Linked DNA regions of Homo sapiens: region 1 is linked to region 2. A link is a contact called in ENCODE Hi-C or POLR2A ChIA-PET data. All regions are on one chromosome and are shown on one strand. Each heading gives the region's core, a stretch centred on a gene start or an enhancer-like site at or near the end of the contact. The rest is flanking DNA. Distances are from core to core; before and after follow the strand shown. Region 1 overlaps ATXN1 (ataxin 1). Region 2 overlaps ATXN1 (ataxin 1).

What was found. A loop is a pair of places that touch in the nucleus more often than their neighbours do. ChIA-PET counts read pairs that join two places held with the same protein, here RNA polymerase II (POLR2A). Pooled maps may share reads with other maps.
Region 1: a pooled map shows a loop between it and region 2 (2.2-fold over the local background). The contact joins two enhancer-like sites. A Hi-C loop is called at or near these places in 1 of 168 maps with a recorded cell type or tissue (GM12878), 4 of 37 single-sample maps with no recorded cell type and 8 of 50 pooled maps. POLR2A ChIA-PET finds 5 or more read pairs at or near these places in 2 of 52 experiments (CD8-positive, alpha-beta memory T cell and activated CD4-positive, alpha-beta memory T cell).

The regions. Positions count from the first base shown.
Region 1 is chr6:16,668,438-16,672,420 of GRCh38, forward strand. All of the region lies in intron 2 of ATXN1 (ataxin 1), which reads right to left. Among named protein-coding and RNA genes, the nearest start is that of ATXN1-AS1, 91 kb to the right of the region's middle. RefSeq lists a silencer at 2,259-2,338 and an enhancer at 3,873-3,983. Within about 2 kb of position 1,809, at least 19 of the 41 ENCODE cell types and tissues checked have a DNase peak (open chromatin) inside an H3K27ac peak, as active enhancers do.
Region 2 is chr6:16,430,136-16,433,832 of GRCh38, forward strand. The region is part of intron 6 of ATXN1 (ataxin 1); the gene reads right to left. Among named protein-coding and RNA genes, the nearest start is that of GMPR, 190 kb to the left of the region's middle. RefSeq lists an enhancer at 2,435-2,494. Within about 2 kb of position 2,141, at least 2 of the 41 ENCODE cell types and tissues checked have a DNase peak (open chromatin) inside an H3K27ac peak, as active enhancers do.

The DNA of each region.
Region 1 (3,983 bases), core at 559-3,058, 240 kb after region 2:
ACATCTTGCCTTTTGGTCTTGAGAGTCAAGATATTAGCCATGTAATTGAACCAGAAGCTTTAGATATTATTAAAGAGAACAGGAGTCTATAGAGTTCAGCCAAGGGTGCCCACTGAGAAGCTCCATGCTAGTTTATTTGTGACTTTCTCAGGGAAGAGAATTAGGTCTGTCCTACTGCAAACTGAAATAGAATAAAGTAGGATAGTATACTAACTCTTGGCAAAAAATTCTCAGCCATTCTTAATGACATCCATACCTCCAGTTCCATGCCCTGTTCAAGCATTTCGTATACCTCTGTTTTCAGTAGGAATGCCACAAACTGGTATGGAGCTTTTATTATTTTATTTTATTTTTTATTTTATTTTATTTTATTTACTTTATTTTATTTTGAGATAGGGGTCTATGTTGCCCAGTCTGGTCTTGAACTCCTGGCCTCAAGCAATCCTCCCACCTTGGCCTCCTGGGTAAGGATCTTTGTAATGAATATTATTATTTGGATGACAGACTGCAGGAAGCCCAGAATCCACCCCATTTTCTTGGCATCATAATTACTCTTTGAGAAATTGTGCTGTACACTTTGTATAAAATGAGAGCATGTAAATCAAGCAATAATAACAACAATCCTCCCATAGTATGTCAAACTCACGAGGCATTTCCTTCTCCTCCAAACCCTCCTTTCTCTCAGACAAACCAAGTAATTGAAGACATGTATTTTCAAGGAACATGGCTAAGAGCAGACTGTTTCTTTACCACATCAAACTTCTGTGCAGAAGTTAAGAAAGGAGAATCACTCTAATGCTTATTCCTAATGACTGTGATAGACTTTCTGCCTTGAATGGTGCATTTCCATTTGTAAGCTCCATTTATAGAATCACACAAGTTTTTGCCTTCCTCTGAAACCTAACACCCTGATCTTACCCTTTTTTGTATACATCACTCTTGGTGGAAATTTTCAACAACCACAAAGGTGGGGGAAAGGGCGTGGCGTACACTGACTCCTTAGTCATGTTTCCTGATGTTGCCATTTTAGTGTATTTTAAGTATTTACTTATGGCAACAATTATAGTTCACAAAGCACTGTTCTCTTTTTCCATCCGGCAGACCCCCTTGGTGTGCTCTACTACAAAAGGCAGTTTTCTGAATCACTGCTATTAATCAGTAAAGAATTGATGTCCCTATTTGGTGAATAGCAAACTGCTCCTATTGCTCTCTGAACTGAACTGAACAATCTTTTTTTTTTTTTTTTTTTTTTACTTTAAGTTCTGGGACAAATGTGCAGAACGTGCAGGTTTGTTACATAAGTATACATGTATCACGGTGGTTTGTTGTACCCTTCAACCCGTCATCTAGGTTTTAAGCCCCAAATGCATTAGGTATTTGTCCAAATGGAACTCAGCAGTCAGCAAAATATATTAAATTTGTCAGTTCTAGAATAACTCTTGTTGCCTACCTCCACATTCACATTGGTGATGTCTACTCCCTGTCCTCACTCCTGAGCACCTGTCACCTCAGACCACACCACTGAAGCTGACCACCCCATGACCCCCAACCAAGAAAGGGTAAGCCAACACAGAGAAGCCAGGGTGGGCGCTCAGAGAGACTCCTGGGTCTGGTCACTTCTGTGGGTCCACTAAGCCTGTTCCTGGTACCCCAATATCACTAAGTGGCCCAACTTAGAAATACTAGAATCAACTCCTCTGCCTTCCCCCTTATTCCACAGGTCAGCAGGGACCAAATCCTATCAATTCTATTTCCTGGTTATGCTACTTGAATCCTTCCCTTTCTGCCTCTCCAGCAAGTCTGGCTCTGCCGTCACTCACCCCTCGTGCCCTCTCACCCAGATGTCTGCCTGCTCTCATGGTTCTCCAATCACCTCTCCAGAATGCCACAAAAGCTGGCTCTAGAAAATACAGATCTGATCCTTGTACTCTCCAAACTGAAAACCATGGTGACTGCAGTATACTCTCCAAACTATCACTAAAGAGGAAGGGGGATGTGAAACATATACAGTACATTACTCTCTGCGATCTTCCTCTGTGCTATCAACAAGCAAGAAAAAAGAGATCTGGAGAAAACAGATGTGGAGGATACATGCAGAGGACCAAGAACCAAGATTTTATTCAGATTTCCTTCCGTTTTTACTTGGCTCATCTATATTTTGGGTCAGTTTTTTAGAACTCAATTTGACTTTTAATCATTAAAAATGATCCTAGAAGCATGTCCTGTGAGGCACTGCCAAGTCGCATTGATGCATTTCATTACTGCTTGAAAGGCCACATATTCAAAACACTACTAGAAGTCAGGCTAAAGAAAATAAAATGATTTTGGATATTTTTAAGCAGTTACTAAAACAGAAACAAATGTTATTTTTAATCTCTGGCTCACTGTAAACTGACAAGATATGAATATGAATTTTACCAAGTAATGTATAATAACTGCTTCTGCTCACCACAACCACATGCCAACAACTCAATTTTATATTTCATTTCGATGTTACATGTGGAACATATAATCTAGATTACAAACCATCCTCATTACAGTCCATTTACTCTAGCTAATTTTTGATAGCATGACATCATTAGCATAAAAAAGCTTAGTGAATAACTATTCTGAAATTTGCTTTTATAAAAGTCCTTGCAAAGTTTTACATTTCTAAACAAGTGAAAACCAATAGCTGAAAAATTGTAAGATGATGCCATAATTGTCCAAATGTTGCTCAGTTCACCAACAGGCTTACTGAGTAGGTTCTTTAGAAAGAAATTCTGCCAGGTAGTTTGTAATAAGAAGTATCTGCTATGGATCATGCCTTTACAAAGTTTACATTCCAGCAGGGAGGAAAGCATGTACACAATTGGCACTTTTCTTTTCTTTCTTTTTTTTTTTTTTTGCAGTAACGTAACAGAATAAGAGAAGTACAAAAGAGCTACAAAGTCTCAAAAGAGGAACCATTTTATGCAGGAGAGGGTATCAGGAAAGATTCTGGTAAGAAAGTGGGCCTCAGGAGCTAGGCAGATGGGAATTTTGAACTCTAAGTGTCTATTTCTGAAGTGAAACTAATCAATGTGTTTCTACAGTTAACATTTATTGAGCAACTACTATGTGTCACAAAGTTCATAAATGTTATCTCTAAGCTTCCAAACAAACATGGAATGACAGCCTGGTTACAAATGATTAAAAAGGGACTCACAGAGTCTATTAACATTCCCAAGAGTCATTAGTTCTTACTGAACATTAGTAAGCCAAAGGCATATTTATATCAACACAAGAGTTAATCACACAGAAAAGATGACAGTCTTAATTCGAACAATCAAGGGTCAAAATCATTATATATTTTGAATACGAATATGGTTGAATATGACAAGGATTTGAATACGTCAAAACACAAATCACATTCCCTGACATGTAACTGAAATGACAAGAATATCAAGAACTTAAGTACATGTTTATTCTAACCTCTAACATCAGTATTATGCAATGATTTCATTTTAAACTAAATGATTAAAATGTACCTTTGTTTTAAAATAGGTATTTGAGTTTCTACAGCAGTGTTTCTCCAAGTGTGAGCCAAGGACCTTTTATGTTAAATGAATCACAGGAGGGTGCTCGTTAAAAGTACAACTCCTGGGCCCCACCCCTGACCTATTTAACATACTTTAAGGCCCAGGAATCTGAATTTTCAACAGGACTAAGTTGTATATTCAAGTCCTAGGGCCTCTGGTCTAGAGTTTCCTCCCCACACCTTTCCCCCCAACACGTTTCCCTCTTGTTTACTCCCTTACTGAAATGTGTCTTTGCCAATTTAAACAATTACTTTTCAACATCCTCCAAATGTTTTCTGTGTCATACTGCATTAAAAGAAAAATTACTTCTAAACACTAAAATTATACCACAGGAAAAAAAAAGGCTTTTTTAAAAACCCATTTTTATAACACTTCTTTTGCTACATCTAGCTCAAGTCAGCAAAATGTGGCTCTAGTAAATGC
Region 2 (3,697 bases), core at 891-3,390:
GCACTCCTTAGACAAGTGTTGGAGGGAAACGGCCACATCAGGGGTGAAGTGGCATTTATCCACTAGTATACTCCAAGATGTCGCGAGTCCCTGAATCCCCCACATCTCTGATTTGGTCTTCCAGCAACTATTGGAATAAGGCTATATGATTTGTGCAACAACAATGAAAAGAAGGCAGGAAAGAGGGAAGGAAGGATAGGAAAAAAAAAAAAAGAAAGGGAAAGAAAAAGAACACCGTACTGCGACCACTAGTTATTAACAGCCCAGCCTGTGGTACACAAAGCTGACAGTTATTATGAGTAATTAGCACAAAGGAAGGTTCTGTATACACACTATTTCCAGACATGTTTTTGAAACAAGGGCTTTGCCTTTTACCACCAATAATTTGTCTTGTTGTATGTTGTTACTTACACAGATGTTCCATGATTTTTTGCATATGGCTCAGCCAAAGAAAGCTTTTTCCCCTTCCATTTTTGGGAAAGATGCAACTGACTGTGTAAGGGAGAGGAGAATGTCTAGTTTTTACATAATGTCTATGGCGATGATAGGGGTGCAGTGGCTGGTGCTGCTGGTGTGTGTGTGTGTGTGCGCGTGTGTGTGTGTGTGTATGTGTGTGTAGTAACAAGATTCCCCACCCAATCTTGCCAACCATATTTCATCTAACTCTCTTGACTGAGTCATTCCTATGGGATTAGGGAGTACTGCGTACATCCAAGGTTCGTGGTGTTTGCTGAGATAACACATTATCAAAAGCCTCTCTAAAAAGGGTTGAATATTTACAGAAGAAAAAAGAGGCGGGAGAAATGTGAATGCATTTGAGATTTTTTTGTTGTTCTTTCTTGGCAGTCTTTACAACTGACAACAGCAGAGCCCTCTCATGTTTCTATGACCTTCCTCAGCACAGTCCGGAATGCACATGTACGGTATCAGAGAGCAGCCCGCCTCCATGTTTTCTTGGGAAGGAGGGTCTGTGCAGATGTGGGGTTTTTTTGGGGGAAATGGGTGTGGGGGTAGGAGCAGGAGCGTAGATAGGAGTGGTGAGATTAAATCCAAGCATACCAGGTTTTTAGAATAGAGAAATACAACTGGCTGAAATTATCAGGGAGGAAGAGCAGACTAAAAAATATACATCTCTTTTATTGCAATACCACCAATTGAGAGAACATTCTGCTGGGGGGGATGTCTGCCAAGGACTTCTAATTCAGTTTGTTCCACCCGTTTTATTTTTAAACTCGAGTGCAGATTTTATTCCTGGAATGTTATAAGATTGGTGTGGGCAGAAATGGGCAAATTCACTTCAGAAGTGCTTTATAACAACTTGGAAAAGACCCTCTAAAATTCTCCAAGTACATTTTAGGGGTGAAGTTCATTTCTCTCTTTTCTGAAGAAAGCTGCCTTGATTTTGCAGAAGTAAAACTCGAGTATAATTTTGAAAGCATTTCAAAATAGTGATGCTATCTATTGGGTATTTAACTATTTTCCAGGGAGTATTATAACAATTTGCATAGTCTCTCATTTAATTCTCACAACTACCTCATCACCCCCATTTACGGGCAAGAAACTAAGGCAGGGAGAACTGCCAGAGTTGAGTTCAAATCCAGATCTCCACGATATCAAAATCCTTCTTCGCCACTATGCAACTGTGCTTTCGTGTATTCATATCCAGGACATCATAAACTATCAATACAGACGATGTATTAAATAAATATACAACTTGGCCATCAGGCTACTATTTATCATTCTAACAGGATGGGGGCAAAAGCAGATTCCTTAGCCTGCTTTTCTGATGAGAGATCGCGGGGGAGCCAAAGGCAGTTTGCAAAAGAGGACCAGTCTCTGCGCAGGAGTTTTGGTGGTAAACATGTGAGGGTATCCAGAGAGTGATGGAAATGGTGGATAATCTATTTATTTTGAAATACCAAATGGTACTAATATAAAAACTTGTTCAACCTACTTTGGCAACATTAAATATGAAGGGAATGTACCTTCTTCCCCTCCTCCAAAAGTATTTACTTCAAAAATCGATTTCCTCTGTCACTGGTTATTGCTGCATTTTGCTCAGTGGTTCTGAGAAACCGCATGGAAAATCACAATGTTACACTCGTTAAATTGACCCTGCAGGGCTCTACCACCAGTACATGCATCATCCCAAGAGGTAAAAAGGCAAGGCTGCCAGGCTCATGCTGAGAATATCATCATGAAATCAACGAGGATATGCAAATCTCTCTGTTCCATAGCTCATTTGCATGGTTTTCATTGGTTTTGTAGAACCTCTATACTAAATGTCAATTTCCTTTTCTTTCCTAAAGCTTATTAGCTGTGTGTGATGTTTACAGCTTGAAGACCAAACAGATTTAATAGTTAAAACATTTAAACTATATAATTTAAAAGCATGCAAGGAAGAGGGAAAAAAAGAGGCTCTGATGTAGATCAAACATGTAGATATATTTGTGCTGTTAAAATATGCTTTCCAAGTTTGGAAGATGCGGAGGCCTCATGCATGTCTGTGCACACATAAGCACCACCACAAAATTTGCTTAACCTATTTCTTTTTTCTTTTCTTCTCTTCTTCTTCTTCTTTTTTTTTTTTGCAATGATCTAGAAGAAGCAGAGACATTTGCTTATAAACTATGAAGGGCTTGAACCCAGCCACTGAGTACACATTTTACTCACAATGAAATCTGCATGGAAGCCTGCCAATGTCTGGGCTGACATTCAAACATTCCAAGTTTCTATGTATTTCAATCTCTCAAAACTAATGTTTTAAAACTCTTGATATTTTCTGAGGCACTACACAGTTCAATCCTCACCTCTCAGTTCAGAGTGAATATACAGCAATAATTCTGCTTGAAAGAAGTGCAAAGAAGGTCTTTTGCTGTGCAGCATGTAGCTCGATCTACCGCAACAATACAATGAATAGGTTATGGGTTTTGTATTATTATTTTCCTTTGTGCATCAGATCTAGAAACAGGGTGAGAAAAGAAGGTTGAAGAAATCTTTTAAAAATCTATAAATATTTAAATATTAGTTACATAGTAGACAATGTCCTATAGCCATGCTTTATGGAATAAAGCATAGAATCTTTTGCATTTCATGTGGCATCTGAGTACATTATCTACTGCTACTAGTTATTAGTTCACAGCTCTGCCAAGAGGTAATTGGTGATCCACACCTTCTGAATACTTCTTTTTGGGAACTTTAGCACAATTAGCTGATACCTCAAATTTCACCTGGACCGCAACAGAAACAGCTGTTCAACATTAAATTAAATTTTATAGTTGTTGGCTTTAAGGAGGATAAGAAGAACTGAGTGCTCCAAGGAGATTTTAGAGGTGGGCAAAAAACAGCAACCTGCCCCTACAAGCAAAGAGAGATGTCCCTCCTGGTTAAGCACCCCTTTGTCACGTGCAGCCCAGAGGAAGTTGTGATAAAGCATCATTTGAAAGTTTTAATGCCGTTGGGGCTACAAGCACATTGTCTTGATGGAATTCAGCTGTACAGCTCCTTACTGTCAAATACGATCCATTCTGTTTTAAATTCCTTTAACTGTGACAGGCAGCATGATGAAACAGGTGCATTAAGTGCATGAAACAGAACAAAAGTAAGAAAAGTGCTCAAAGGAAGGCCAGAAATAGTGAAGCCAGAGTGACAGTCTGCAGACCTGGGTCTCAGCAGCTCCGCCCAGGAGTTCCTGCCG